2 separate regions of the Homo sapiens genome follow, and region 1 is linked to region 2. Evidence: read pairs that join two places in POLR2A ChIA-PET (ENCODE). Cell type or tissue: PC-9. All regions are shown on one strand. Links, peaks and the distances in the headings refer to the core of each region. The heading gives the core; the rest is flanking DNA.

Region 1 (14,316 bases), core at 5,667-13,666, 540 kb after region 2:
AAGGCCGGGGCGGGAGCGGCGATCCGAGGCCGGGTCAGCAGCGCCCCCTCCTGGAACGCCGGGAGCGCCGCGCGCGCGGATGCCGCTCTCCTTCCAGCCTGGCGCGCCGCTGCCCCCTATCGGACAAACGCTTTGACCGTTGGCTAAAGCAAGTATCAGACGTCAGCCCCTCCAGGTGGCAAGCACGCCTGGCCAAGCCTCAGTTTCCACATCTCTCAAATGGGAGCGATGGCAACACTATCTACCCTTGCACACCTCAGAGGGTGACCAGGAGCAAATGAAGGAAGCACCGCTCTTTCTTCCTGGGCCGGCCTCGCTGCTTAGGCCCCAGCAAAATCCAGGTCGCCTCCCCGAGGTCATCTTTGTCCCCCGTGTCTGAACTGGGAGCACAGTTATAAAACCAGTCATGTTGTTCTGAGAGTGGCGTCTCTCTTCCAGTAGCTTCGATAACTCCACAAATGTATTTAACATAATTTTCAAAACATTTTTTCTTATAAGCATGTATCATAATTTAGTTTTCCGGCAATTATCCATTCACTGTCTAAATCCCCCACCACACTGTGAGTCCTGGGGATGCAGGGACCTCCCTGTCACTGTCATTGTTGTGTCTCCAGAATCTGCCTAGCACAGTGCCTCCCACACAGTAGGTGCTCAATAAATTGCTGTTGGAAAAATACATGGATGAAGCCTAGGAGCTGGAGGCTAGGCAGAAACAGAAAGGACAAAGTCAGATACGGGGGGAAATCCTATTTCCAGAATGGTATCTCAAGTGACTATTAAAAATGCGGCGCCGGGCGCGGTGGCTCACGCCTGTAATCCCAGCACTTTGGGAAGCCGAGGCGGGCGGATCACGAGGTCAGGAGATCGAGACCATCCTGGCTAACATGGTGAAACCCCGTCTCTACTAAAAATACAAAAAAAATTAGCCGGGCGTGGTGGCGGGCGCCTGTAGTCCCAGCTACTCGGGAGGCTGACTGCAGGAGAATGGTGTGAACCTGGGAGGCGGAGCTTGCAGTGAGCCGAGATCGCGCCCCTGGACTCCAGCCTGGGCTACAGAGCGAGACTCCGTCTCAAAAAAAATAAAAATATAAATATAAATAAATAAATAAATAAATAAATAAATAAATAAATAAATAAAAATTAAAATGAGGCCAAAGGCCGGGTGCAGTGGCTCATTCCTGTAATCCTAGCACTTTGGGAGGCCGAGGTAGGTGAATCACTTGAGGCCAGGAGTTCCAGACCAGTGGGGCCAACATGGTAAAACCCTGTCTCTACTAAAAATAGAAAAAAATTAACTGGGCGTGGTGGTGTGCACCTGTAATCCCAGCTACTGAGGAGACTGAGGCATAAGACTCTCTTAACCCTGGGAGGCAGAGGTTGCAGTGAGCCGAGATTGCACCACTGTCCTACCTGGTGACAGAGTGAGACTCTGTGTCAAAAAATAAAAATAAAAAAGGCCAGGCACAGTGACTCACGCCTGTAATACCAGCACTGGAGGAAGCCAAGGTAGGAGGATCACTTAGGCCCAGGAGTTCAAGACCAGCCTGGGCAACAAGATGAAACCACGGCTCTGCAAAAAATACAAAAATTAGCCAGGCACTGTGGCGTATGTCTATAGTTTCAGCTATTTGGGAGGCTGAGGTGGGAGGATTGCTTGAGCCCAGCAGGTGGAAGCCGCAGGGAACCATGATCACACCACCGCATTCCAGCCTGAGCAACAGAGTGAGATCCTGTCTCTAAATAATAATAATAATTAATAAAATAAAATAAAATAAAAATGAAAGGCCAGGCACAGTGGTGAGTGCCTATAATCCCAGCTACTCAGGAGACTGAGGTTGGAGGATCACTTGAGCCCAGGTGTTCTAATCCAGCTTGGGCAATGTAGGGAGACACCATCTCTATTTTAAAAAGAAAAGAAAGAAAAGGTGGGGATGATGAAAAAGGTTTTTAAATAGAAAGCGGTGGTGGTTGCACAACATTGTGAATGCACCAAATGCCACTGAATTGTAGGCTATAAAATGATTAATTATATGTTATATGCATTTCACCTCAATAAAAAAAATGAAAGGGCAGAATTGTAATATAATCATTATGATCATTCCTGCTTTAGACACTGCAAATACTTGATGAAGTCAACATAAAGAGAATAACTTTTATAGAGTGTTCTACAGTTGACATAAATGTTTTCATATAAATGATTTCATTTGTCCCTCCCAACAAGCCCATTAATTTGCAGACGAGGAAAACAGGATTGCAGATCAGTGGCTTCCTTCCAACAGGTAGGGCACACTCCCCCTCGGGGGCTCTGCCCTTGAGGCTCCCCGCTATGAAAAGACTTCCTCCAAACCACAGCTTCCCCCTCCCCTCTTGCTGGGCTCTGCTTCAAGGGTCACCAGAAGGGCCTTCCTCAAAGAGCGGCCCTCCTCCCCATCGTCATTCTCTCTCCCTTACCCTGCTTGAGTTTTTCTTTAAAATTCTTAGGACATATTATATTGACATTATTTCTTTTTGTCTCCTTCCACAACAATGTAAGCACCAAGAGAACAGTGCTATTTGTCAGTTTTGTTCTCTGTTATAATCCTGACATCTGGAATGGTACCTGACAAATAATAGGTGCTTAATAAATATTGTTAAATGAATGCATTTGTTAAAGGAATAATAACTTTACCATGAACTTGGCCAGATCTTTTGAGGATCCAAGGCTTTTTAGGTCACACCACAAAAACAAAATTACAATATGATGGAGATAAAATACCAGTTGTGAGAGGCCTGTAACAAAGCGCTACCCAGTTCACTGATTATTACCTGCGTGTGCTCCACTTATCCCCCAGGGAGGCACCTGTCTGTTGTATCCCTGGCTCCCAGCATGGTGCTGGACACCTAGTATTAGGCACTGATCTGCATCAGTAAGAAACAATGGATTCTGAGCAACACAAACAAGAACAGAACTGGCTACAGTGCACATCCCGGTCCCACCCTAAGTGTGCATATGGCAGGGAACGGGGAGTCTCTGAGGACCAGAGGAAGGAGGACACGCAGGACAGGGGCCAGAGTCCAGGGAGCAGCAGAGCATGGCCTTCTGAGCCCCACGTGATTTGTGTAGAAATAGCTCCCGAGACCAAGCTGATCTGCCATGTAAACCTCGCACGATTACTTCCTGTTCCCAGGGGAGAACTTGCAGGGCTAGCCTCTCGTGAGTGGGGTCAGCATGGTCTGACAGGATGGATGACCCCTGTGCTATGGACAGTGAGCCTCTGAGGGGCAGGGGCCACTCCATAATACTGTCCAGTGGCCTCTGAGAAATTCCTGGCCAGCACTGGCCGCCTTCCTCCAGTTCCTGAGCCAGGCAGCCAGGTGTGATGGAAAGTTGTCAGGTGTAACTCAAAGAACATAGATTAAGAGTCTAGAGGCCGAGCGCAGTGGCTCACACCTGTAACCCCAGCACTTTGGGAGGCCAAGGCAGGTGGATCACCTGAGGTCAGGAGTTTGAGACAAGCCTGGACAACATGGTGAAACCCCATCTCTACTAAAAATACAAAAATTAGCCGGGCATGGTGGCAGACACCTGTATTCCCAGCTACTTGGGAGGCTGAGGCAGGAGAATTGCTTGAACCCGGGAGGTGGAGGTTGCAGTGAGCTGAGATCAAGCCACTGCATTCCAGCCTGGGTGACAGAGCGAGACTCTGGCTAAAAAAAAAAAAAAAAAAAAAGCAAGAAAAGAAAAGAAAAAGAGTCGACTCCTGCACTTTGCTGGCAGCTCTGCTTCCTGCACCTGTTTGAACCTGTATCTCTAAGGGCAGTATACAGATTGCAAACAAAAACTCACACAAGCATGAAATGTGGTCATTTGCCCAACCTGACCATGGGCACGGAGAATTATTGTTATACTTTAAATGGAACATAATATTTAATACAGATAAATACCTGTTTGCCAGTGTGGACCTCACATTTGAACGTTATGGTACAGAAACATGTTTTCACCCTTTAATCATAAAAGTTTATTAAAATGTTCTTTTTTTTTTTGAGACCGAATTTCACTCTTGTCACCCAGGCTGGAGCACAAAGGTGCAATCTTGGCTCACTGCAACCTCCGCTTCCTGGGTTCAAGTGATTCTCCTGCCTTGGCCTCCTAAGTAGCTGGAATTACAGGCACCCGCCACCATGCCTGGCTAAGTTTTGTATTTTTAATAGAGATGGGGTTTCACCATGTTGGCCAGGCTGGTCTTGAAAAAATGTTCTGAAAGTGAAGTTTGTTTCTTTCCTTCTTTCCTTCCTTTCTTCCTTCCTTCCTTTTTTCCTTTTTTTTTTTTTCATGGTCTCGCTCTGTCACCCAGGCTGGAGCATAGTAGCACAATCTCGGCTCACTGCAACCTCCACCTCCCGGGCTCAAGTGATCCTCCCACACCAGCTTCCCGAGTAGCTGGGACTACAGGCGTGGTTCACCAGGACCCTCTAATTTTTGTATATTTTGCAGAGACGCGGTTTTGCCATTTACCTAGGCTGCTCTCAAACTCCTGGACTCGAGCAATCTGCACACCTCGGTGTCCTAAAGTGCTGGGATTATAGGTGTGAGCCACTGCACCCAGACTCTGAAACTGAATTTCTATAGAAAACTCCAAGCTTTGTAAACTGTGGTCCACACCCCCATAAACATGCACAGGTGCGCGCGTGTGCACACACACACACACACACACACAATCTTCCCCCACAGCTTCCTTATCATATGTCCAAAGTACGCAGCTCAAAATTCAAACAAATTATTTATTACAAAACAAATTTTAAAAAATCACAACGTGATTCGCATACTGGCAATAGGCTGTTACTTGCCATTTGCCAGGGTATGATTTGTATTTTGTTTTAATTTATGCTGGTTTCAGGAACTATGGCCATTTGCCTTTTTCCTGCACTACCCGTGCGCCTCCTGTGGGCACTCAGCATGGGGGGGCATGTAGTTTTTCTCACTTCCCGCAGCACGTTTTTATCTTATATTGCCTACAATTCAGAAAAGGTATTTAGCCATCAGTGGAGGCCTGGGCTTGGCGTGCATTCAATGCACAAACACAGCCTGGCTTCAAAGCCAAGCTGAGTGGCACACCTCGTGACAGAACAGCAGAAAGGCAGACCCAGGTGCCTGCGGAGGTGGCAGGGACCCCAGGCAGGCCAGTGGGGCCTGGCCAACAGGGGGGCACAGGCCCCAGCTGAAGGAAACAGAGAGAGGCAACTCCAGTTCCTATATGGGCCCAGTGTGGCCAGATCTTCTCATTTTCCAAGAAAAGCCAGAAACTCACTCTTTAATGTGAATCTCTGCATTTTAAAAAGGTACCAATTAATTCTAAACATGGTCTTAAAATATTCTTTGGGGCAAACATAACACATCTATGGCCGATGTGGCATCAGAGCCACCTAACTGTGAGCTCTCCGGAGCAGAAGATGGTTCCAGCAGGCTTCTGGCCCGAATCCGCCATTCATTCACTGCTGACTAGGGTGGTCGCTTCACCTCCCAATCACATGGCACTGAAGACCCAGCCAGCTGGTAGAGCTACCACATAGGTCCAAAACCTCCTCACACCACCACTTACTACCAACACATACTAGCTATGTCGTTTCGATTGACCACTCTGACGGGCTTCAATGCCACCTATAAAATGTGGATAGTAATACAATTGCGGTTGTGGGATTAAGTGAGATAATGTGTGTAACACGCCTAATGCAGAGTAAGCATTTCACGTCAGCTACTGCTATCCATGCGCCTGGCGCCTCATTCCTCACCATCCATTCACATTAATCAGCCAATTCTGTTAAATGGGACTTTTAATACTCTCTCAAGTCTTGTTTTTATTCCTCCTCTCTCCGCTGTAATTCATAACCTCATCCTCTCTACCCTGAACTATTTATTTATTTTGTGTGTGTGTGTGTAAGAGTGTGTGTGTGTGTGTGTGTGTGTGTGTGTTTGAGATAGGGTCTTGCTCTGTCACCCAGGCTGGAGTGCAGTGGTGTGCGATCAAGGCTCACTACAGCCTCAATCTCCCAGGCTCAAGTGATCCTCCCACCTCAGCCTCCTGAGTAGCTTCAACTATTGGCATATGCCACCATGCCCAGCTAATTTTGTTTGTTTTTGTAGAGATGGGGTCTCACTCTGTTGCTCAGGCCAGTCTGGAACTCTTGGACTCAAGCAATCCTCCTGCCTCGGCCTCTCAAAGTGTTGGCATTTCAGGCTTGAGCCACCTTGCCAGGCCTGAACTACTTACCATAATGATCTAGTAATCACATCTCCACTTTACTGAGTGCCCGCACACCATGCTCCGGTGACTCCATCTCGAAGCCGGACTTCTCTATGTGAAGCACAGATCTGATGGCATCATCTTCCCTGTCACCTACAGAACAGAGTCGCAATTCCTTAATCCTGCCTTTGAGGCTCCCTCCCCAGTCTGGCCCTAGGCTCATATCCTGCTAGTTTCTTTAAGATTCTCTCTGCTCTGGGCTGGGCATGGTGGCTTACGCCTGTAATCTCAACACTTTGGGAGGCCAAGGCTCAGGTGGATCACCTGAGGTCAGCAGTTTGAGACGAGCCTGGCCAACGTGGTGAAACCCTGTCTCCACTAAAAATACAAGAATTAGCCAGGTGTGGTGGCACATGCCTGTAATCCCAGCTACCTGGGAGGCAGAGGCAGGAGAATTGCTTGAACCTGGGAGGTGGAGGCTGCAATAAGCCGAGATTGTGCCACTACATTCCAGCCTGGGTGACAGAGTGAGACCCTGTCTCAAAAAGAAAAAAAAAAAAGGCCAAGGCCAAGAGCCCGGTTTTACACATTTTTTGCATTCCCAGAGGGCACACGATAAGTGCTCACTGTTTGCTGAATGAATTAATTGGACCAACCAAGAATGCATTTTAACCAAAAGTTAATGTTACTTGTTTTTTTGTTTGTTTTGTTTTGTTTTGTTTTTTGTTTGAGATGGAGTCTCCCTCTGTCACCCAGGCTGGAGTGCAGTGGCATGATCTCTCCTCACTGCAACCTCCACCTCCCGAGCTCTATCAATTCTCCTGCCTCAGCCTCCTTAGTAGCTGGGATTACAGGTGCGCACCACCACATCTGGCTAATTTTTGTATTTTCAGTAGAGATGGAGTTTCACCATGTTGGCCAGGCTGTTCTCAAATGCCTGACCTCCAGTGATCTGCCCGCCTCAGCCTCCCAAAGTGCTAGGATTACAGGCATGAGCCACGGCACCCAACCAAAAGTTAATGTTACTTTAACACATTCTGTTACAAGAAACAAGGCTGGGACTATACAAAGAATAAAATTATAAAAATTTTAAAAATCGTCCATGCTTGGCCGGGCGTGGTGGCTCACGCCTGTAATCCCAACACTTTGGGAGGCCAAGGCAGGCGGATCACAAGGTCAGGAGATCGAGACCATTCTGGCTAACACAGTGAAACCCCATCTCTAATGAAAAATACAAAAAATTAGCTAGGCATGGTGGTGGGCGCCTGTAGTCCCAGCTACTTGGGAGGCTGAGGCAGGAGAATGGCGTGAACCCGGGAGGAGGAGCTTGCAGTGAGCCGAGATTGTGCCACTGCACTCCAGCCTGGGTGGCAGAGCGAGACTCCGTCTCACAAAAAAAAAAAAAAAATCATCTAGGCTTGAGCCCAGGAGTTTGAGACCAGCTTGGGCAACATAGTGAGACCCCCATCTCTGTTTTATATATATATATATATATATATATATATATATATATATATATATATATATATATATATACACACACACACACACACACACACACACACACACACACACACACACACGATATATATATATTTAAAATATATATATGTTATATACATATATAAATGTATACATATACATATAATTATACATACATATATGTATATATACTTAAATATACATATATATATATATATATATATATATATATATAAAAATCACTCAGGAGCCCTGGAATGTGTGTGTTTTGGTTAATTTTAGTAGAAAAGGGTATTACCTATGCAAAGCTCTAGCTACCTAGATAACTGAAAATATCTGCACTTATGAGGTAGTTGGCATTTGTCACGGTATCTTGGTCTTCATTTTTCTTTCTGTGGCCCTGGTGAAATGCGTCTGATATCTCAGGAGAAAATGCAATCCAAAGAACGATTGTGGTTGTCTGGTTCATCAGTTGTATACTGTGCGGTGCAATCTGAGAGATTTTCACAAAGCCGAAAACTGCCCAAGTATGACCTCGTGCCTGTGTAGGCCTCTTATAAAAGAGACAATTCCCCAACTCTCAGAGAGTTTCCAGAGGAGGCTAGGAGTGATGATCTCGGGATGGCAGAGATCTAGGAAAGAAAATAAACGTCATTGTTTTTTGACATTTATATATATATACACACACAATTATTATTATTATTTTTGGAGACAGAGTCTCACTCTGTCACTAAGGTTGGAGTGCAGTGGCGCGATCTCAGCTCACTGCAACCTCCACCTCCAGGATTCAAGTGATTCTTGTGCCTCAGCCTCCCAAGTAGCTGGGATTACAGGCGTGAGCCACCACATCTGGCTAATTTTTGTATTTTTAGTAGAGACGGGGTTTCACCATGTTGGCCAGGCTGGTCTTAAACTCTTGACCTCAGGTGATCCGCCCGCCTCGGCCTCCCAAAGTGCTGAGAGTACAGGTGTGAGCTACCGCACCCCACCAACATTTATATTCTTAAATACTTGCCACTGAAGCGCTCATCCAGTAAGTATGCGCCGAATGAATGGAGGGGTTGCTGCACAGCCTCATTCCCTACCCCCATTCAGGATCCCAGGCCTTGCTTTGGCAGGTGAGGAAGCCAAGGTTCAGGGCTTGTCTGGTAGGAATAGAGGAGGCCATTCAGCAGACAGAGCGGTTTCCAGCTCAGCTCTGGAGTCAGGCTGCCTGGACTCTGTGCCTGGCTCTGGCAGTGTCTACTGGGTAGAGTCGATAGAGTAATAGTTCCTATCTCAAAGAGCTATTGGACTAAATTATAGAGAACATGTAAAGTGCTTAGCATGGTGCTGATTAAATTACCCTGATTATTACAAGAATTCAGTAAATGTTAGCTATTATAATCATTTGTCAAGAAGATCCTACCATGAGGCTTGAGCCATCTATAGCTTATCTTTACAACTCTGCCCACTCCCTATTAATATCTCCACTTTATTGTCTAACAATGGGATCAGAGTTCCTAGAAAATGAAAGAGCAAGCTATCAGCTTCTGCCCAATAAAGAAGGAGAAATAGCGGAGCTGGGGAGAAGCAAACAGATCTCATACACAGAACGCCTGGTTGTGCAACTGGCTCAGCTTAGAAATAGATCTGGACTCTCAATGGCCATGCAGAAAGGAAGAAAACAAAGGCGCACATCTTCAGGCTGCTGAGGGAAACTCTATATCCAGAAAAACCTCAAGTACAAGTATGGAACAAAGACAGTTTCAGGCTTTTGAGGTTTCAAAAAATGTGACATTCTAAGAAACAGGGTAAATTATTATAGCAATTTCTCAATAGATATTAAATAGTACTGAGACTGATGAAGTCACTGAATATGATGGGTTGATTTATTCTGCAGACACATGCTGAGTGCTACTATGGGCTGGTTACACACTGGACTAGAGAGGGTAACCAGACTGACACATATTGCTGCCCTCATAGAGCTCATTTACATCCTAGTGAGGACAGATAGATGTAAACAGCTACAGTAGGAAAGTTCTGAGTCAGAAGGTGATGAACGTGATGGAGAAAGAGAAGCCAGGGCCTCTAGCCTCAACTTCCAGGAACTGGAACTACAGAACTACAGGAACTATAGCAGACAGATGAACGAACTACGGCTGGGCGTGGTGGCTCATGCCTGTAATCCCAGCACTTTGGGAGGCTGAGGCGGGCACATCACAAGGTCAGGAGTTCGAGACCAGCCTGGCCAACATGGAGAAACCTCGTCTCTACTAATAAATATAAAAATTAGCCGGGGATGGTGGCGGGCGCCTGTAGTCCCAGCTACTGGGGAGGCTGAGGCAGGAGAATGGCATGAACCCAGAAGGTGGAGCTTGCAGTGAGCCGAGATCGCGCCACTGCACTCCAGCCTGGGCAACAGTGTGAGACTCTGTCTCAAAAAAAATAATAATAATTACCAGCAACTGATGGCTTAAAACAATAGAGGTTTATTCTCTCACAGCTCTAGAGGTCAGATGCTAAAACCAAGGTGTTGGCGGAGGCCACACTCTCTACAGAGACTCTGGGGAAGAATCCATTCTGTGCCTCTTCCAACTTCAGGCGACCATCGGCACTCCTTGACTCGTAGCTGCATAACTCCAGCCTGTGCCTGGGAGATCACACTGCCTCCTCCTCTCTGTGTGTCTGTTCTCCTTCTCTTCCTCTCTCTTACAAGGACACTTGTAATGGCATTTACGACCCACCTCTAAAGTGGGCCCTTCTCTCAAGATCTTTAACTTAATTACATCTTTTGCCATATTAAGGTAATATTCACAGGTTCCTGGGATTAGGAAGTGAATATATCTTTGGCGGACCACTTTTGTGCCTACCTTAAGGAGCAAGAAAAATGGGACAGTACTAGAGGGAAATGTAGGGTACAGAGAAGTTTTTTGTTTTTGTTTTTTAAGATGGGAAAAGTTGGCGGGGTGCAGTGGCTCATGTCGGTAATCTCAGCACTTTCGGGTAGAGGCAGGAGGATCGCTTGAGCCCAGAAGTTCAAGACCTGCCTGGGCAACATAGAGAGACCTCATCTCTACTTAAAAAAAAAAAAAAACTAGTCTCTTGTGGTGGTGTACACCTGTAGTCCCAGCTACTTGGGAGGCTGAGGAGATTGCTTCAGCCTAGAAGGTTGAGGCTGCAGTGAGCCATGATCATGCCACTGCACTCCAGCCTGAGTGACAGAGTGAGACCCTATTTCAAAAACAACAACAATGACAAAAAAAAAAAAAGTTTGGAGATGGAGTGGTAACCAACTTGGCAGAGTGGAGGCAGCTGGCACTTAAGTGCTTAAAGATAATAGAAACGAAAAGTTAACAGTTCACTCTACTTATCCCCAAAAAAGTTCAGGACATGGAGGGACCAGATAGCTCAGATGGAAGGAAAAAGGCATAGAGCTGAGAACAGAGAAATTATTTAGGAGTCTGTATATAAAGCAGTTAAGCTTACAAATCCCCTCCCCAACCTTTTTTAGCTGGGCACCAACTCCCATAGCACAGCAGAGGGTTTACTCTTTGGGGAAACTGAATCTGAGAAGCACCAACTCAGGGACACCAGGCACAGCTGAAGGTGGAGTGAGCACTGAGCTGAAAACAAGGGACTGGGTAAAAACATATGTACCAAGCGGTGGCTCCACAACCGTCTCCCCTGACCCTGCTGCTGTAACCTCTATAGCAGGGGCCATGCAGATATCCCCCAGACAGATTGGAGAATTCTCTGTAGAAACCAGACGGTCCCTTCAGTGAGATTTACAGATTCTGATATTTGGGTGTACCCAGTAAAATATCCTGCTTGCTTCAGTCGCCACAGAGTGAAGCCCATAGATCAACAAGCCCCAAATTGTGCTTCCAATTGCCTCTGCTTAATGCCTCATTCTTAAATATGGACAGCCGAAGATCAAACATTTGAGGAAAACTTCCAACAATACACACACAAAAAAAATGGAGCGGGGGGAAGCAGGGGAGGGGAACTCAGGGGAAACAATAAGAAAAGCAGAAGAAAACTTAAAAACTGGAAAAATCCTTGGAGAGCTAAGAGAACAGACTCATGAAACAAGAACAGAAATACTATATATAAAAAAAGAAGCACGGCCGGGCTCGGTGGCTCACGCCTGTAATCCCAGCACTTTGGGAGGCCAAGATGGGTGGATCACCTGAGGTCAGGAGTTCAAAACCAGCCTGACCAACATGGTGGAACCCCGTTTCTACTAAAAATACAAAAAATTAGCCGGGTGTGGTGATGCATTCCTGTAATCCCAGCTCATGCAGTGAGCACAGGAGGCTAAGTCAGGAGAATTGCTTGAACCGGGGAGGCGGAGGTTGCAGTGAGCCAAGATCACGCCATTACACTCCAGCCTGGGTGACAGAGCAAGACTCCAGACTCCATCTCAAAAAAAAAAAAAAAAGCAATCAATGAACAAGAGAGTTAAAATGTAAAATTTCAATAAGAAAGAAAGATACAGTTAATAAAGTTGAAAGTGGATCTCATGAAAATAGAGATGAGATTGGTGGTTACTGGAGGCCAGGAAGGGTGGAGGAAATAAAGACATGTTAATGAGTAGAAATGTACAGTTAGATGGAAGAAATGGGACCCAGTGTTCTATAGATCAGTAGGGTGACTGTAGTTAACAATAATCTATTGTACATTTCAAAATCACTAGAAGAGAATGATTCGAATGTTCCTGGCATAAAGAAAAGATAAATATTTAAGATGATGGATATCCCAATTGCCCTGATTTGATCTTTACACATTATATGAATGTATCAAAATATTACAGGTACCCCCAAAATACGTACATCTACTATACATCAATTGTTTTAAAGTTAATGAAATTGCCCAGAGAATACAATAAAAAGAGACGGGCAAAAGGAGAAAAAAAGATAACAGCTATAATTCAAGGTCTAACATCCTCTAGTAAGGCCAGAGAAAATGGGGTGAGGATACAGGTTGAGTTAGGGAGTGGTAGCAAACAGGTAATTTACATAGAAAAAAACACTATCTATAGAATTAAAAGAAAAGAACAAAAAGACTTATAAATAGCAATACTTGGAAGTTAGAAGATAGTGAGGGAATTAGCCAGGCATGGTGGCACATGTCTGTAATCCCAGCTACTTGGGAGGCTGAGACAGGAGAATCGCTTGAGCCTGGGAGGCAGAGGTTGCAGTGAGCCGAGATTGCGCCACTGCACACTCCAACCTGGGCAACAGAGCAAGACTGTCTCAAAAAAAAAAAAGAAAAAAGAAAAAGAAAGAAAGAAAGAAAGAAAAGAAAAGAAAAGAAAAGGAAATAATGAAGGACATACCAACAAACACAATCACCATTATGGCACGTGGCTTCTTATGTTTTTTCTCACTTCTTTCTTATCTCCTCTCTTGCTTTTGTCACTTGGGAGCCCTTCATTCTTCAGGCTCCTCTTTCAGAAATTTTGCCCACTTCAGTCTGCACCTTCTTCCACAACTCTCAAAATCTACCCTTTATCCTGCTGCAATTCTCCATCTCATAGACCCCATTTAGTGTCAGACTAAATCCTTCTAGCCCATCCTCCATCCTTTTCTCAAACATTTCCCTATGAGCTCCCAGTCACACCTTTTCTCCCAATATCCAAGTGTCCTCTGTCAACACATTACCAAGTCTTCTCTTTCTCCTCCATATGTTCCCACTTCCCTCTGAACCAGAGACTCCTCTTTGCTTCCTTTGATCCTGGCCTCCGCCTTCAGCCCCAGAAGCTCTTTTCCTCACTTCCACTCTCTTTTATTTTAGGCTCAGACTCTCTCCTTTCCTTTCTCAACTTTACCCCTTCAGTGTCAATAATGTTCTGTCTGGCTCTAATTTCTCCTCTGACTTTCAGTACTTCTCCTGTCTGCCTCTTTCCTTCTTTGGTGTCAATCCTTCATCTGCCTCATTCACTGGTACCTTCACCTATAATATCTTTTTTTTCCATAGAAACAGATTCATCAGTGATATCTTTCACTTCACTCAAGATGCCCCCCTCAACTCCCACTCCTTTCTCAGTCCCTTGTAGTTCCTCACTCCCTTTGACACTTTCAAAAGGAATTTCCATCTCATCATGAGTAAATGCCATCACTCTTTCATCGCCAGTAACTTCTACCACTTTTTCAATGTTCTTCTCATTTATGCTCCCCATTCTTGAACCCTCCAATTTCTCCCCGCTGGTCCCTAACTTCTCCTCACTAGATCTCAGCTTCTCCGCACTTGACCCCAGCTTCTCTCCACTCAACCTCAGCTTCTCTCTGCTTGATCTCAGCTTCTCTCCACTGGTTCCCAGCTTCTCTCTGCTTGATCTCAGCTTCTCTCCACTCAACCTCAGCTTCTCATCACTTGTTCCCAGCTTCTCTCCACTCAATCTCAGCTTCTCTCTGCTTGATCTTAGCTTCTCTCCACTCAACCTCAGCTTCTCTCTGCTTGATCTTAGCTTCTCTCCACTCAACCTCAGCTTCTCATCACTGGTTCCCAGCTTCTCTCCACTCAACCTCAGCTTCTCTCTGCTTGATCTCAGCTTCTCTCCACTCAACCTCAGCTTCTCTCCACTCAACCTCAGCTTCTCATCACTGGTTCCCAGCTTCTCTCCACTCAA
Region 2 (17,168 bases), core at 4,748-12,747:
TATTAGCTGGGCTTGTGGTGCATGCCTGTAGTCCTAGCTAATCAGAGGCTGAGACAGGAGGATTGCCTAAGCCCAGGAGTTCAAGGTTGCAGTGAGCTATGGTAACACCATTTTACTCCAGCCTGTGTGACAGAGCGAGACTCTGACTCTTAAAAAAAATTAAAATTAATTAATTTTTTGAAAGTATAATGTGGCATCCTGGATTGGATCCTTGAAGAGAACGGGAACATCAGTGGAACAACTAGCAACATCTGAATAAAGCCAGGAATTTACTTTTTTATTTTTCTGGCTCTAACACTCAACCTCGAGAATCCAGGAATTTAGTTAACAGCGATATACCAGCATTAATGCCTTAATTTTGACAAATGTTCATGGTTACCTAACATGTTAAGATTAGGGGCCACTGGTGAAAGACACACAGGAACTCTGTACTATCTTCATAACTTCTCTACAATTCTAAATTTGTTCTAAAGTGAAAACTTAAAAATAACTTCCTTTTTTTTTTTGAGATGGAGTCTCGCTCTGCCCCCCAGGCTGGAGTGCAGTGGCAAGATCTTGGCTCACTGCAAGCTCCGCCTCCCGGGTTCAGGTGATTCTCCTGCCTCAGCCTCCTAAGTAGCTGGGATTACAGGCGTACACCACACCCGGCTAATTTTTGTATTTTTACAAAACCCCATAGTGATGGGGTTTCACCATGTTGGTCAGGCTGGTCTTGAACTCCTGACCTTGTGATCCGCCTGCCTTGGCCTCTCAAAGTGCTGGGATTGCAGGCATGAGCCACCATGCCCGGCCAAAAAGAATTTCTTTAAAACCCTAGTGTTATGTGGTAACTAATCTAGTTGTGGAAAGGCAAAAAGAAAGTTTGACAAACTTTGCTTCTAAATATTTCAACATAATTTCAGCACTTCACAGGGCTGAGGTGGGAAGATCACTTGAGCCCAGGAGTTTGAGACCAGCCTGGGCAATATGGCGAAAACCTGTCTCTACAAAAAAAAAAAAAAAATTAGCTCGGCATGGTGGCATGTGCCTGTGGTCCCAGCTGCTCAGGAGGCTGAGGTGCGGGGATCACTTGAGCCTGGGAAGTCAAGGCTACAGTAAGCCGTGATCATGCCACTGCACTTCAGCATGGGTGAAAGAGTAAGACACTAGATAGATAGATAGATAGATAGATAGATAGATAGATAGATAGATAGAATTTATTTATTTCAAGGTGGCCAGGTGTGATGGCTGACTTCTGTAACCCAGCACTTTGGGAGGCCAAGGTGAGAGAATTGCTTGAGCCCAGTTTAAGTTTAGCCTCCCGGCACATAGTGGGTCTGCATCTCTACAAAAAATAAAAACAAAAAAAATCAGCTTGGTGTGGTTGTGCACACCTGTATAGTCCCCACTACTTGCGAGGCTGAAGTAGGAGGATTGCTTGAGCCCAGGAAGTCAAGGCTGCAGTGAGCCATGATTGTGCCATTGCACTCCAGCCTGGGTGTCAGAGTGAGACCCTGTCTCAAAAAAATATATGTATGTATTTCTGTATTTCAAGGCATTGTTTTTTTTTTCTTTTTTTTTTTTTTAGACAGAGTTTCACTCGTTGCCCAGGTTGTAGTGCAAGGCGCCATCTCGGCTCACCGCAACCTCCACCTCCCGGGTTCAAGCGATTCTCCTGCCTTAGCCTCCCAAGTAGCTGGGATTACAGGCATGCACCTGTAATGCCTGGCTAATTTTTGTATTTTTAGTAGAGATGGGGTTTCTCCATGTTGGTCAGGCTGGTCTCAAACTCCCAACCTCAGGTGATCTGCCCGCCTCGGCCTCCCAAAATGCTGGGATTACAGGCATGAGTCACCACACCCAACCCTCAAGGCATTTTTGTAAGCACAGTGGAGCACTGTTAAGGATTAGCAACCAGATCACTGATACTAGCATGTTGTCAACACCCCATGCATGTAACAGTGGCCAGAGCCATTCTTGGAGATGACCTAGAATCAGGAGTGAAATTTAGGACCTTGTGATATTGCACATTTTATCAGAAAACACAAGTTTGGCCGGGCGTGGTGGCTCATGCTGGCGCAGGAGGATTGCTTGACCACAGGAGTTTGAGAGCAGCCTGGGCAACATGGTGAAACCTCATCTCTACAAAAAGTACAAAAATTAGGCCAGGCGCAGTGGTTCACCCCTGTAATCCCAGCACTTTGGGAGGCCGAGGTGGGCGGATCACACGGTCAGGAGATAGAGACCATTCTGGCCAACAAGCTGAAACCCCATCTCCACTAAAAAATACAAAAATTAGCTTGGCTTGGCAGCGTGTGCCTATAATCCCAGTTACTCAGGAGGCTGAGGCAGGAGAATCGCTTGAACCTGGGAGGTAGAAGTTGCAGTGAGCCGAGATCGCCAATGAACTCCAGCCTGGCGACAGAGCTAGACTCTGTCTCAAAAAAAAAAATTAGCTGGGTGTGGGCATGGTGGCATGTGCCTATAGTCCCAGCAACCTGGAAGGCTAAGGTGGGAGGATCACTCTCCTGAGTCCAGGAGTTCAAGGCTGCCATGAGCCATGATCATACCACTACTGCACTCCAGCCTAGGAGTGAGAGTGAGATCCTATCTCAAAAAAAAAAAAAAAAGAAAAAGAAAAAAAAGAAAATACAAATTTATAGGGGGCAAGGGTGGCATGCTGGTATTAGGTCAACTTCAGGTAATGAAATCAACCTGGCTGAGATACCAGGAGCCTGAGCTGTGTACCAGAGAAGCCTTTGGAAACAGTTTAACAGGTTGTTAATGAACTTTTGTACAAGGAATTAAATGAGGCACTCATGGAGATACAGAATAAGACATGGCCCTCGCCCTCCAGAGACTCACTGCTTACACTGGGGCTCACATCTCCTGTAGGCTTCTCAGAGCCAAACTTAACTTTGTCCCCTACCCCACCACCACATGAAACCTGCTCTTCACCTTGAATGCTCTGTCAGTTCATGGTATTATTACCATGATAGACTGAATCACAGCCCCAGGAATCCCTGGAACCTGTGAATATTTTACCATTTGTGGTAAAGGAGACTTTGCCCGTGTGATTAAGTTAAGGCTGTTGAGATGGGGGATTAGCCTGGATTATCCAGGTGGGTCCACTATAATCACAAGGGTCCTTATAAGAGGAATGGCAAGAGAATCAGAGTCAGAGCTTAGAAATGTTAGGCTGCTGTGATTTGAGGAAGCCTAAAGAAAAATTTTATTTCAAAATAGAGAAATCTTAGGCTTCTGGCTTTGCCGCTGCAGGTGGGGCCATGAACCAGGGAATGCAGGTGGCCTCTGAAAGCTGGAAAAGGCAAGGAAATGGATTCTTCTCTAGAACCTCCAGACAGGAGGAACTCAGCCCTGCCCACACCTTCAGTTTAGGATTTTTGACCCCTGGAACTGTAATATAATAAATTCGTGGGCTTTTTTTTTTCTTTTTTTTTGAGACAGTCTCACTGGAGTGCAGTGGGCATGATCACAGCTCACTGCAGCCTCAACCTCCCAGGCTCAAGCAATCCTCCCACTTCAAGTAACTAGAACTATAGGCTCAGGAGGTACGCACCACTCTGCCCAGCTAATTTTTGTATTTTTTGTAGAAACAGGGTTTCATTATGTTGCCTAGGCTGGTCTCGACCTCCTGAGCTCAAGGGATCCTCCCGCCTTAGCCTCTCAAAGTGCTGGAATTACAGGCGTTGAGCCACCACACCTGGCCAAATTCGTGTTGTTTTAAGGCACTAAGTTTGTGATAACTTGTTATAGCAACAATAGGAAACTAACACAACAGCATGTTAAGAAGCCAGGGATCTTTGGATTTTGTTGTTGTAAGCCACAGAAACTGGCTCAGACTAACAAGAAAGCAGGAATTTATTAGGGGAGATCCAGGTAGCTCACAGACTGGACACGTGGCTAGAAACCGAGGCTTGGAACCAAGATGAGAGCCCAGGAACTCTAGCATCCAGGTAGCAGGAATTCCCCAGCTGTCTCATCTGGGCACCTCAGCTGGAATAGGTTAGCTCTAATCTTTTTTCTCTCCTTGGATCGTTCACCTCAAGATTGCAGACCCTGGGAGGAGAGTGTGAATGGCCTTGTGCCATTCTGGGTCATGTGCCTGCCCTTGGCTAGAGGAAGACAGAGCACCCAATTTACAGCCCCATGTAGACTGCCTTGTGGAGGGATGGGCTGATTCTCCAAAAGGAAAGCAGCTGCTGTTAGGAAAAAGGCAAAGCGTGATGGGTGGCCCCTGCACCCCATCACCCTGGAGTCTCCCGTTCCAGTCTCCCATTCCCCGGCCTGTCTTTCTGGGCTCTTCAGTACCCCACATTCTCCAGCCACACTGGACGACCAGACATTTCCTAACACTGAGCACACTCAGGTCTCAGTGCTATCCTGTACCCTGCCTTGCCCTTGATCCCCAAAAATTCTCAAACGTGTTAGCAAATTCCACCTTGGTAAATTCTTTCCTGACTGCCACTTTCCTCGAATCTTTCATGTGCACAGCTCATAAAGTTTCTACTGCATGTTCTAGGTATTCGTGTACCTGCCTGTCTCTGTCTCTATCACCTAGTGGAGTGTTCTTGGAGGGTGGACATGAGGTCTTCCTTACCTTGGGTCCCCAGAGTTTCACACATAAAGGACTCAATGAGTTAAATCCTGTGGCATTTCCCATCATTGTCCTTTCTCCTCCCACCATTCTAATACTAGTCCTCTTCTAATCAAGACCTATAACCTCTGTCTTAGACTTTGAGCAAAGCATGGTCCTGGTTGCCTGTGGACCATACACCACATCTGACAGCATCACGTATGACCCCCTGCTTGACCTGATTGCTGTCATCAACCATGACCGGCCAGATGTCTGCATCCTGGTAAGAGGCACCAGTGGGAAAGCTGAGGAGTCAGCCTTGGAAAATGGCTTTAATGAAGTTCTAAATTTTTAGGAAGCATGTCAGTCCCTCCTCCTTTTAGAAAATATCTTTTCATTCTTAATCTACATCTTTGGAGAGGTATATATATCTATGGGCCTTTGCTAGATTTAAAAGCCCAACTTTGGCCGGGCGCAGTGGCTCACGCCTGTAATCCTAACACTTTGGGAGGCCGAGATGTGTGGATCACTTGAGGGCAGGAGTTCTAAGCCAGCCTGGCCAACATGGTGAAACCCCATCTCTACTAAAAATACAAAAAAATTAGCTGGGCATGGTGGCAGGCACCTGTAATCCCAGCTACTTGGGAGGCTAAGGCAGGAGAATTGCTTGAACCTGGGAAGCAGAGGTTGCAGTGAGCTGAGATTGCACCACTGCCCTCCAGCCTGGGCAACAGAGTCAGACTCCATCTCAAAAAATAAAAATAAAAGCCCAACTTTTTTTTTCCACCCTTCGTTGATTTTACAGTATTCTTACTTCTTTCTCATTACTCCAACTTCTGAACTAATCTCTTTTTAAAGCTCAAAATACTATTATTAGTATGGTGATCAATTTACCTTGCTAGATTTAGAAAGTCAGAAAACCCAGTGTGCATTTTTATTGTTCGTTTGTTTTTTGTTTTTTTTTTTTTTTTTGGGACAGAGTTTCACTCTGTCACCTAGGCTGGAGTGCTGTGGTGCGATCTCGGCTCACTATAGCCTCCACCTCCTGGGCTCAAGTGAGCCTCCCCTATCCTCCCTGAGTCTTCCGAATAGCTTGGACTACAGGCACACGCCACCATGCCCAACTAATTTTTGTATTTTTTTGTAGAGAGAGGGTTTCACCATATTGCCCAGGCTAGTCTTGAACTCCTGGGCTCAGGCAATCTGCCCACCTCAGCTTCCCAAAGTGCTAGGATTACAGATGTGAGCCCAGTGTTATAGTGGTTATGGGGCTCTGGGAGCCTCCCTCCATCTGGGGCAAACGTGTTTCTGCCTGTGAAATTGGCTTGGCGCCCCGCCAGCCCATCTGCTAACTGTCCCCAGGCTCTACAGGCAGCCTTGGAGGGACAGATGAGCCCTCCACAGAGAACTGCCAGAGGAGGTATCTGAAGTCATTCACAGACACAAGTGATTCTGATTTGTTCTTTTGGTGTCTTTGTTTCTCCCCTTGCAGTTTGGCCCTTTCCTGGATGCTAAGCATGAACAGGTGGAGGTGAGTGGGCTGGGGTGGGAAGGGGTCCTGGGTACTTGAATCCAGTCAGGCTCTCACTTTTCATTTTTTAGTGTTTATCCCACATCTGTAACAAACACATTAAGTCCTGTGGCTAATCAGAAAATCATTTTAGCAGAGCACTTTATTAATAAAGATCTGGAATCCAAGGGCCTCCTTTCACCAGAATACAAGGCTGTCTGGAAGCTGGGGGAGGGACATATAAGTCCTAATGTTCCTTTGTTTGTGATGCCTGCTGCTAAGGCACAAGAGCACTAGCACAAATGCAGGTGTCTGGCAGTCATGGGCTGCCCTGTGAAAGAACCTGTCCTGGCCAATACCCCAAGCTTATAACTCATCTTGCTGTCCTTTGCATAAAACACGAATGGTCCTTCCTGGGACATCTCCATGGCTGAGGTCTGGGACCTCCAATCCTTCGTCTCACGATACTTTACCTTCCATGGAAAATATTTCAAAGTACTCTTTCTTTTAGTCTCTCTCAGATTGCATTCAAGAGGGTTAATTCCCACATCTCTTCTCCTCCCTTCGACTAGACTTAGCTCCTTAAGACAAAGACCATGTCTTTTTCATCTTTGCGTCTCCTTCAGCTCCTAGCCCAACAGCTGACTTCTATGGGTCACCTAACAATGTTAAACAAGTGAATAAACACCAAACATCTGCCGTCTAAATCTGTCTCCTTTCCTTTCTTGCAGAATTGTCTACTGACAAGTCCATTTGAAGACATTTTCAAGCAGTGTCTACGAACAATTATTGAAGGCACAAGAAGGTCAGATTTCAAAATACTGGACAGAACCTTAAGCTTCTTAGGTTTCTCCAGAGCTTCCCATTAAGAAACTGAAACTGCTTAAAAGTCGTGGCAGGGCCAGGCTCAGTGGATCACACCTGTAATCCCAGCACTTTGGGAGGCCGAGGCGGGCACATCACCTGAGGTCAGGAGTTTGAGACCAGCCTGGCCAATATGGTAAAACTCTGTCTGTACTAAAAATACAGAATTAGCCAGGCGTGGCGGTGGGCACCTGTAATCCCAGCTACTTGGGAGGCTGAGGCAGGAGAATCACTTGAACCTGGGAGGCAGAGGTTGCAGTGAGCCAAGATCGTGCCGTTGCACTCCAGCCTAGGCAAAAAGAGCGCAACTCCATCTCAAAAAAAAAAAAAAAAAAAAGCTGGGCGTGGTGGCTCACGCACTTTGGGAGGCCAAAGCAGGCGGATCACCTGAGGTCAGGAGTTCAAGACCAGCCTGATCAATATGGTGAAACCCTATCTCTACTAAAATTACAAAATTAGCTGGGCGTGGTGGCACATGCCTGTAATCCCAACTACTGCGGAGGCTGAGGCAGGAGAATCTCTTGAACCCAGGAGGCAGATGTTGCAGTGAGCCGAGACCACACCATTGCACTCCAGCCTGGGCAACAAGAACAAAACTCCTTTTCCAAAAAAAAATCATGGCAGTTCCTATTCTTTCCTTCCTTTTGAACTACCGAGATCAGCTAGAACCCTTGAACTTCAAGTGCAAGTTAAGAGGCATCTCTGTAAAACACAAAGATAAACATACTTGACAAGGCTGCATCGGCTCTCACTCTTTGGTTGCTCTTTCTCTTCTATACTTAGTTCCTTTTCTCACTCCCTTTTGTATAAACTAATATTCCACGGGAATCTTCCCAGGATGGTTTTGAGAAGTGTTTGATGACTTACGCAGTGAAATCCTGTGAGACCCCAAACATCTTGTTGTGTAAGTGATTGTATTGGGTAAGCCCAAGTTCCTCCCAAGTCAGTGCTTCCCCAGGGTGCGTGGGAAGCTGCCAGTGGCTACAGCTGGTGGTGATAGAAACTCTCAGTGAGGGTGGGGCCTTGAATCCTTGCCATAGACCAAACGGAAGGAACTGTGAGAGGTTACAGCAGTGATGAGAGAGCTGTGCAGTTCTCATTTGAGAGGAAAGTCACTGTTCCAGGAAGAGGCTAAAGCCGGAAGTGGAAAGTTATTCAGAAATCTGACATCCTCCATTCCTGTCCCTTTTCCCCAGTGCCAGGGTTTGAAAGAAGTTGGTATAGGTGGTAGATCTCCTCACAAGATCTGCATGCTTGTAGCTGAGCTAATAAAATACAAATATTCCTGAGGCTAAGCATTTAAAAACGAGTCTGTCACAAAGGTGGTTTTTAAAATAAGATGTCTAACCTTCCGCCTTTTAGCCATGAGAACTGATCCCAGAATCAATAAGTTGTAACATTACCTTCTTGTACCAGCAGTGTGGGCCAGGATGGTAGATGTCACAGCTGGAATAAAGAACATCCCCCAACTCACCCCAGAATCAGAGACTTGGGTTGTGCCAGTGACAACCATGTCTGGTTCTGCCCTTTCCTCCCCTGCCTCCCTCAGATGAAGGTGATGCAGGTGCCTTCCCTCTTCCCCAGATTTGCTGTGATCCTGGTCAAGTTCATCAGGCCTGGAGAGTGGTTGGAACTCCTCAGGAGATAGACCCCCAAAACACAGGAGCAGGGCTGTGTTCTTTTGTCAGCCCTTGGGGATAGGCAGGGACTGTGTTGTAGTGCCCTAACACTGGCTGGGTGCTTTCAGTTTGAGGTCGGGTTCTGTTTTTGGTTCCTTACCCCGTGTGGTATTGACAGCAGTGATAGAAATAAAGCACAGATGAGGCATTGTCACACTGGGGATGAGAGCCCAGCACCACCAGGCACTTTCATCTATGGCCAGTGTGTGCCACAGGGCAGGGGGAGCTGCCCCACCCTTCTAGAAACAGTATATAAACAGTTCTTGGGCAGAGAATTTCTTTGTATTCCTGAGAGGTCAGAAATGCAGAGCATTAAGCTGAGTCATCATTAGTAAAAGTCAGAGCCAGGCTAAGCACGGGGCTCACGCCTATAATCCCAGCACTTTAGGAGACTGAGGCGGGCAGATCACTTGAGGTCAGGAATTCAAGACCAACCTGGCCAACACGGCGAAACCCCATCTCTACTAAAAATACAAAAATTAGCCAGATGTGGTGGTGGGTGCTTGTAGTCTCAGCTACTCGGGAGGCTGAGGCAGAATTGCTTGAACCCAGGAGGTAGAGGTTGCAATGAGCCGAGATCGCACCACTGCACTCCAGCCTGGGCGACACAGCAAGACTCCATCTCAGAAAAAGAAAAAGAGCCAGTGAGAAAGCACCTCAGAGAAAGCGAGCAGAGCCCGCGGTTCTCGTCCTGTTTGCGGGAGCAGCTGGAGGACCCTCCCGCTGTGACGTACGAGGTTGTGCAATGCTGAGCATAGTTGGGATGTTTTTCTGATCCCTCCTTCTATAGGCGCTTTCTAACCATGAGCAGGAAGGCTATTTCCTCCTTAACTATTGCCCTTCCAAAGCCTACACTGAAACAGGGCAATTTTGTCCCTTGAGAGCAGCCAGCTGCACCTCAGTCCTTTGTGTTTATCACAGATGTCAAGCCCTTGAGATGTGGAGCACAGATTGTCCCATTCAAGTTACCCTGTGGCCTGTTTACCAGACCCTGGCACCCAAATGGTGGACTGGATCACCCTAGTGAGCTTCTCAGTGTCAAAGGGACAATAATGAATATGCAAACACCTTTGGTCTCAGGATTCTGATTTTCTGTTATAGACATCTCAGTTCACACTCTGAGAGGACACCACAAACAGTGATAAGGGTGACAGCTGTCACCAGCACCTTTATCACATGTGAAAGTGTATGTATGCCTGAGAAGTCCACATGTTTTAAGCAAGAGACAGAGATGGAAGTGAGAGCTATTGGTGGATTTTAAACATGCCCGCAAAGTAATACCTTATGCCTATTTGATTTATAAACGGCCCCTCTGCCAAGGTCATCTTAAGGGAACCAAGGAAACGGGGCTTTCTTCCTCTTTTGTGTGGCTGGGAAAAATAAATAGTTGGCCCCCAGAGTTACAACTTTCTTCTTCACTTGTATGTTGTAACCCTAGAGATTCTCCTGCTCCATCAAAGGAAACATCTGCTGTCATCTGTGCTTTTACTGTTGCTGTTAAATATTTCTTTCATTTTTGCATGACAACCTGCTGAGAAATAGAAACTCAGGGCATTATTTCCATGTGTGAGAGGGGAGGGATGCGATGGCTCAGGGAGAGGCCGCTTGGGCTTTTCTGCCTCCCACTGGAAATGTCTGTGTCTCGGTTGTCCAGTAATTATGGCCCAGTGTTCAGTCAGTCAGAGGGTTTCAGCTGGATCTTCTAAATACGAAGCCAGGCCAGGTGTGGTGGCTCACACATGTAATCCCAACACTTTGGGAGGCCAAGGTCGGTGGATCACTTGAGGCCAGGAGTTTGAGACCAGCTTGGCCAACATGGTGAAACCCTATCTGTACTAAAAATACAAAAATTAGGTGGGTGTGGTGGTGTGCACCTGTAGTTGTAGCTACTCGGGAGGCTGAGACACAAGTATCACTTGAACCCAGGAGATGAGGTTGCAGTGAGCCCACATCATGCCACTGCACTCCGGCCTGGGCGACAGAGTGAGGCTCTGTCTCAAAAAAAAAAAAAAAAAAAGCAGTCTCAGGGTCTTTTTAGTATGCCTGCCTTCTCCCTAGGAAAAATGCCCCAGCTCCATGCACCCTACCAAGGTGTGGCAGGGACACTGTTTACTGCCTGCAGGCTACACCTGCTTAGAAGGTGTAATGAGTCCAAGCTGTGGTTTAAACTCTGGCTCTGAGGCTGTGATTCTTTATTCACATCCTTGTCTTTCTAGACTTTCTAGATCTCCATTTCTTTGCCCCTTTTTCTGCCAAAAAATAGTCTCCATCCTCTCAGTAGAAAGCCACACAGAGCAACAAGAAAGTGTCCCAGGCAATCGGAGCCTGTCCAGATGGATGGGTGTGAAGTAGAACAAACTGTCCTTTACTCCCAGTGTCCCATGGGAAACAGCGTCTCTGTTCATAACAGAGTGCAGTTCTGAGCTGCCTCCCTCGGGGTGGGCTCTGCCTCCAGCCTGAGGCATCCCACCTGTTGCGCAGCTGTTCTAACTCAACTGCACTCACTTTTCTCACTCTTCTGTTTGTTCTTTTGCCATACTAGCTCCGGCTCCCACCTTGTCTTTGTCCCGTCATTGAGAGATGTGCACCATGAGCCTGTGTACCCCCAGCCGCCTTTCAGCTACTCCGATCTGTCTCGAGAGGACAAAAAGGTAGCAGCACCCACTCCTTGACCAGCAGGCAGCCAGAATCCAGCATGCCTCTGCCACTAGCTCTGGCCCTGAAGGGGAGGGTGGAGAGGCCTCTTTAGGGTGTGCGTACAGCCTGAATCTTAAACTCCTTTTTTTAAACAGGCAAATGTGTCCAAAAGCTTGATGTATGTTGGTTTGGTCCCCCTTTCCGTGGTCTCCCCAGCCCTCAGACAACCCCCACTTTCATGGGAAGATGTTTCTAGCTTTGGCATACAAATGTTTGTTTCAATCCGTTCTCATTTTAGCAAGTACAGTTTGTGTCCGAGCCCTGCAGCCTCTCCATAAACGGAGTGATCTTCGGCTTGACATCCACAGATCTGCTTTTCCACCTGGGGGCCGAGGAGATCAGTAGGTAAGAAGTGTGTTCCAGGCCCCAAGCAGGATGACTGGCTTTCTGGTCCCAGCCCTTTCTGCAGCCAAGAAAATCAAGGGGCTGCTTAACGGTCTTGACCAGAGAGAGCTGAAAGCAGCAAGCTGTGCCAGACCCTCTAGCCATCTGAGTTTCTCTGTACCCAAGGGGAGGGGTTGGATGCATTAGTTTCTGTTACCACCTCTCTAAACTGCGTTTGAGACCCCAAAGAACCACGTCCATTCTGTCTTTGCACTTAAAGGCATCAAAATTCATCTACATTTTCTTTTCTGCTCCCCTTTTTTTTCATTTCCCAAATTTGTGACCTGAAAACAAATGTGGACATCCTGTTTGTGGAGGATAAACTGGGAATTTTCTCTGAAGGATTTTCTTCACTACCAGTACAACATCCAGCTCTGCAGAGAATCAGGCCCTGACAAATTTGTTGAGTTGAAGTTGGGCAGCTCCGTTCTGCCGTCATCCTTGATGGGAAGGGGCATGTGAAGCGACTCGCGTGTGAAGCGAGACGGGTGCGGCTCCTTGGCTGAGGTTTGAGATTCAGGTCAGCCTGGCTACACACCCGCCTCATGATGGTGCCAACTTTGCATCCTCTTGCACAGTACGGTGCTGGCTAATGGCCTTCCTTGATCTTGATTATGAGGGATTCCTGTGCTTTCCCTTCTCAACCTGGTGTCCTGCGTCCCTCCTCATGTGGGGACAGACTGAGCTCCTTGTGGGTGGGTCTTTAAACTTCCCCAGAGGCATCCTCCTCTTGTTGCTGTGCCTTGGCCATTTACCTTCTCTCTGGTTTATTAAATTCTCCAGTCCTCCCTGAAGAGAAATGGGCTGAAAAACAGAGTTCTGTTTTCATGCTTTCTTTTCTTTCCCAGTTCTTCCGGAACTTCAGACAGATTCAGCCGAATACTCAAGCACATCTTGACCCAGAGGAGGTGAGCTTGCCGCTGGGACCCCTGACTGTGGAGAGAGTGCCTTGGGGTCATGGAGCTATGACAAGCATGACTGTAAGAGCCTTCACCAGGCTACCAGCAGGGAACTTTACCCTGTGATGACAAGCCTGCATTCTGCCCCACACACACAGAGAAAAAGTCGGTCTGTGGATGCCAGCAGCACGAAAGCCAGTACCTAGGGGGACTCTGTCTGAGAAGGGGGCCCCCCGGTCAGCTAGTGCTGACAATTTCTCTCTGTCTCTGTAGCTACTACCCACTCTACCCGCCCCAAGAAGACATGGCCATTGACTATGAGTCGTTCTATGTTTACGCACAGCTGCCTGTCACCCCAGATGTCCTCATCATCCCGTCAGAGCTGAGGTACTTCGTGAAGGTAGGTTTGAACTCTGCTTTTTCCCAGAAACACCAGAACCCAGTCTTTGACTTTCCCTTCTAGACCACCCGGCACTCACCCCTCATGGGTCAGCTGATGGGGATGGGGCCTCTAGCACCCTGCCCTGTGGCCTTGTTTCTTTGGGGAGGTGGTGGGACCAGAAAACAAACAACTCTGTCAGTAAAATGCTTGAGTAAACAGTGTCCTCTCCTCCCTCCCCAAGAGAACGAGAGCCCAGATGACTAGGAAGGCCCTCAAATGAGGGCTTTCACCAGGCCACATAGAGGTGACCTGGGGAAGATTTCATATGTACACTTGCCTGTCCTCTGCCTCCCAAATTCTGATATGACCTCCAAGTGGGCTCAGCTGGGAATACCTTGAAGAAGCTATTGGGTCATTTTGATCTCTGCCACCCTTTAGCCCTGCCTGCCTTGGAGTTAGGTCCCTTACAAGGAATCTGCCTAGACCAGTCCCCCTCTTGCCAAACAAGAGTTAGTTCAATCTCAAGAGGTTAAAAAAAAGTTTTTCACATGAGAAAGCAGTAAACAGCTAGATCAGGTTTGTCTCCAAGTTTAGGAGCTGATTGTCATTCTGCCAAGTCACCTCATTCTTCTGTTTGAAAGACTTAAAAGGAATTCAAAGCTTTCTAGTGACAAGTTAACATATGTGACTGAGGCCGGGCGCAGTGGTTGACAATTGTAATCCCAGCACTTTGGGAGGCCGAGGTGGGTGGATCACCTGAGGTCAGGAGTCTGAGACCAGCCTGGCCAACATGGTAAAACCCCATCTCTACTAAAAATACAAAAATTAGCCAGGCATGGTGGTGTGGGTGCCTGTAATCCAAGCTACCTGGGAGCCTGAGGCAGGAGAATCGCTGGAACCCGGGAGGTCGAGGCTGCAGTGAGCTGAGATCTCACCACTGCACTCCAGCCTGGGCAACAGAGCGAGACTCCATCTCAAAAAAAAAAAAAAAAAAAGTGACTGAAAATGTGTCTGGTGATTTGGTTGCCTTCGTTTCCATTTTCTAAAACCCTCTTTGGGGTCCAGCCATGTGATGGCACTTCTTTTTCACATTGGTTCCCAGTTAGTTGAGGCTCTCCAAACCTGTCACCTCTCCTCTCCTCCCCAGGATGTCCTCGGCTGTGTCTGTGTGAACCCTGGGCGCCTTACCAAAGGGCAGGTGGGAGGCACCTTCGCCCGACTCTACCTTAGGAGGCCGGCAGCGGACGGGGCAGAGAGGCAGAGCCCATGCATTGCTGTGCAGGTCGTCAGGATCTGAGGCTTCTGTCCTCTGCTGTTCTCTGCTGTGTGGGCCCTTAAAGTCTTAGCCAAGAGCCAAGACATAGCCCTGTGACAAGGTGAACAGTTGGGTGGGAAAGGAGAGAGGAGCCAGCCAGGGAGGGGCAGCTGCAGTGACCAGGCCCAGCAGGGAGGACTTGTGCAGCCGGGCCTGCCTCTGAGTGGTGCCTCTCCTGGAAGGAAGCTCTTGCTTCTCAGTCCATGCTCCGTGTCCAGAAGTAAGCCAGCTGTGGATCCCGCCCACTCAGAAAAGGCGAGAAGGCTTTGTGATTTTCTACATGAATCAAACACAGAAACAACTTTTGGAGAAATTAAATTCTGAGTGTGACTTCTGAGTTTGACCTTTCTTCTATTTTCTTTTATTTATTTATTTTGTTTTTAGACGGAGTCTCGATCTGTCGCCCAGGCTGGAGTGCAGTGGTGAGATCTCGGCTCACTGCAAGCTCTGCCGCCCGGGTTCATGCCATTCTCCTGCCTCAGCCTCCTGAGTAGCTGGGACTACAGGCACCCACCACCACGCCTGGCTAATTTTTTGTATTTTTAGTGGAGATGGGGTTTCACCATGTTAGCCAGGATGGTCTCGATCTCCTGACCTTGTGATCTGTCCGCCTCAGCCTCCCAAAGTGCTGGGATTACAGGCGTGAGCCACCGCGCCCGGCCCCTTTCTTCTATTTTCTTTATCCTGGTAGTAGACAAAGAATGTTGCCTATTTGACCTATGTCCAGAGAAGGCAGAGTGTCAGTCACACTGGGTTTCTATCCAGCCCCAGTCCTGTCCAGTGGGTAACTCTCAGCCCCACTCCTCATCCCCCAAAGGCCCCAGTGACCTCTATGCTGCAGAGGTGCACTGGGTGGGCCCTAGAGCTGGGCTGCAGAGCAAGCAACTGGCTGCATGCCTGGGCCTCCCTGCGCAGTTCCTCACATGCATGCTGTGGTCCCAGCCTGACCTCTCCATCTGGAGGGGGCCGCCTCGCTGGGCTGTTCCAAAGCTGGAGTCCTGGTGGCAGCTGCTTTGCCAAGTCGCGCAGTAGCCAGGGCTTGCCTGCAGCCCAGAACACTCAGACAGGGTCAGGCCTTCCAGGGTTCACAGCACGTCCCATGCCCCTATGTCCTGGCATCTGGGGAAAAGCTGTCACTGGCCAGACGTGGAGTGGCTTCCTGCCCTAAGCTGGCAGGCTGTCCTGCCTCACATGCCAGAGCCAAGACCGGCAAACCCCAGCTGTCAGGGCAGGGAAGTGGGCAAGGGGGCAGCAAGCTGCTGGTGTCTATGCCTTGACTCCGAGATAAATAGATGACCTAACAGTGGCCAACTTTTGCCTCTCACCTTTCTGACGGTGAAATGGAATCGAGCCCCAGACCTGACCAGGGTACAGTAAAAGGTCTTCCTTTAAACACAAGGAGCAGCTGTTTTATTTCATTAGTTTTATAGGCACCTCCTCTGAGGCCAAGAATTAGAAACTCATCCCTGCGTGGGGAGTGGATTTTTCCGTTCTCCCCCAGCTCCTCCACACATGAAGCAGCCAGCTGTGTTCCACGGGGGCACCATGACTTGTCAGCCTCCGGATGTGGAATTTTGGGAGCCCAGGCAATGGTTGCCTGGATACCAGTCGTGTGACTGTTGGAAATGATCTGGGAGGGCCGGGAGGGCCGGAGCAGGCATTTAAGAGTCAGACAAAGAGAAAGCGGGATGCTAACACCAGAGCAGACAGGTCTGGCAGGCGTGCCTCTGCCACCAGACAGTTCCTTTTTGCTCTTGTCAGGAAGGTGCCAAGTGACTGCTGGCTGACCGTCCCTAGACCCCACTTCAGCTGTGTCACCAGTTTCCCCAGGCATCTGTCATCCCAGGTATTCTCAAGCAGGCTCTGGGGGCGTGTCAGTGACGGAGGGTGGGAGGGTGCCCAGGAGGTCAGGCCCGTCTGCCTCAGCCCCCTTTGGTGGCCTCTCCCTGATCTGGTCATGGCCCCTGCCCTTGAGACACCAACTAGACGGTCCTGAAGAAATAGTCCCGAGCTCTTGCCAGGATTTGCCTCCCATGCCCATGCCCTTGCCCTGCCTCTGCCCTGGCAGAAGGAGCCGCCCTCCCTTACCCGCCTCGTGGCTTCCCTTTAGGGTTCCAGTCTCTGAGAGGGAGAGGGAGAGCTGCTGAGGGAACAGAAGCCACTCCTAGTTGCTGTTCCTGGGAACCCAAGTGGGTGCCAAGAATGCAGCGAGGGAATTAGGGCCTCGAGGGGCACCCAAGGTTGGGGGCCGGCAGGGCCATGGCGCGGATCCTCCATCCAGCTCTGCCTTCTGCAGCCACTGGGGCTTGGGGTTTCCTTTCCTTTGACCTCAGGGCACCCGGCCCAGCTCAACCTGGCCTTGCTGCTTCACTACTGCTGGGAGTAGCCATCTGCGCTGATTTCTCACTCCACCAACCCCACCCCGACAGAGTCTCACTCTGTCGTCCGGGCTGGAGTGCAGTGGCGCGATCTCGGCTCACTGCAACCTCCACCTCCCAGGTTCAAGCGATTCTCCTGCCTCAACCTCCCGAGTAGCTGAGATTACAGGCGCCTGCCACCACGCCCAGCTAATTTTTGTATTTTCAGTAGAGACGGGGTTTCGCCATCTTGGCCAGACTGGTCTCAAACTCCTGACCTCAAGTGATCCACCCGCCTCAGCATCCTAGAGTGCTGGGATTACAGGCGTGAGCCACCATGCCCATTTTAAAGTGTATGATTCAGTGGTTTTTAGTATGTTCATGGTGTTGTGCAGGCCTCGCCACCATCTAATTCCAGAGTATTTTCATCACCCCAAAGGAAACCCTGCACCCATTAGCAGTCTAATCCCATCCCCTGGCAATCATTAATCTAATTTCTTTTCTG

The links. ChIA-PET counts read pairs that join two places held together with the same protein. Peaks named below come from ENCODE experiments on the same cell type or tissue, not always from the same donor. Only the 100,000 strongest peaks of a DNase experiment are listed, where the experiment ranks them.
Region 1: POLR2A ChIA-PET joins it to region 2 with 9 read pairs; 2 of 35 experiments call an interaction of 5 or more read pairs at or near these places.

Annotation. Positions count from the first base shown.
Region 1 is chr11:65,818,275-65,832,590 of GRCh38, forward strand. It overlaps LOC124902693, which reads right to left. Exons shown (of 7, transcript XM_047427980.1): 1 at 13,024-14,316; 2 at 8,002-8,335; 3 at 6,249-6,374. The coding sequence ends at 13,621. Among named protein-coding and RNA genes, the nearest start is that of SNX32, 8.5 kb to the right of the region's middle. RefSeq lists silencers at 1-197, 9,584-9,878. In PC-9, for the core only: no CTCF peak of the experiment used is centred there; no DNase peak of the experiment used is centred there; H3K27me3 peaks cover 3,401 bases.
Region 2 is chr11:65,282,982-65,300,149 of GRCh38, forward strand. It overlaps POLA2 (DNA polymerase alpha 2, accessory subunit), which reads left to right. Exons shown (of 18, transcript NM_002689.4): 11 at 4,735-4,859; 12 at 6,069-6,107; 13 at 6,818-6,891; 14 at 11,172-11,280; 15 at 11,565-11,671; 16 at 12,559-12,618; 17 at 12,883-13,009; 18 at 14,139-15,704. The coding sequence ends at 14,288. LOC105369344 (a long non-coding RNA gene) reads right to left here. Exons shown (of 3, transcript XR_007062727.1): 3 at 10,792-12,643. Among named protein-coding and RNA genes, the nearest start is that of CDC42EP2, 23 kb to the right of the region's middle. In PC-9, for the core only: no CTCF peak of the experiment used is centred there; DNase peaks (open chromatin) are centred at 7,900, 8,890 and 9,380; H3K4me3 peaks cover 1,827 bases; H3K27ac peaks cover 3,574 bases.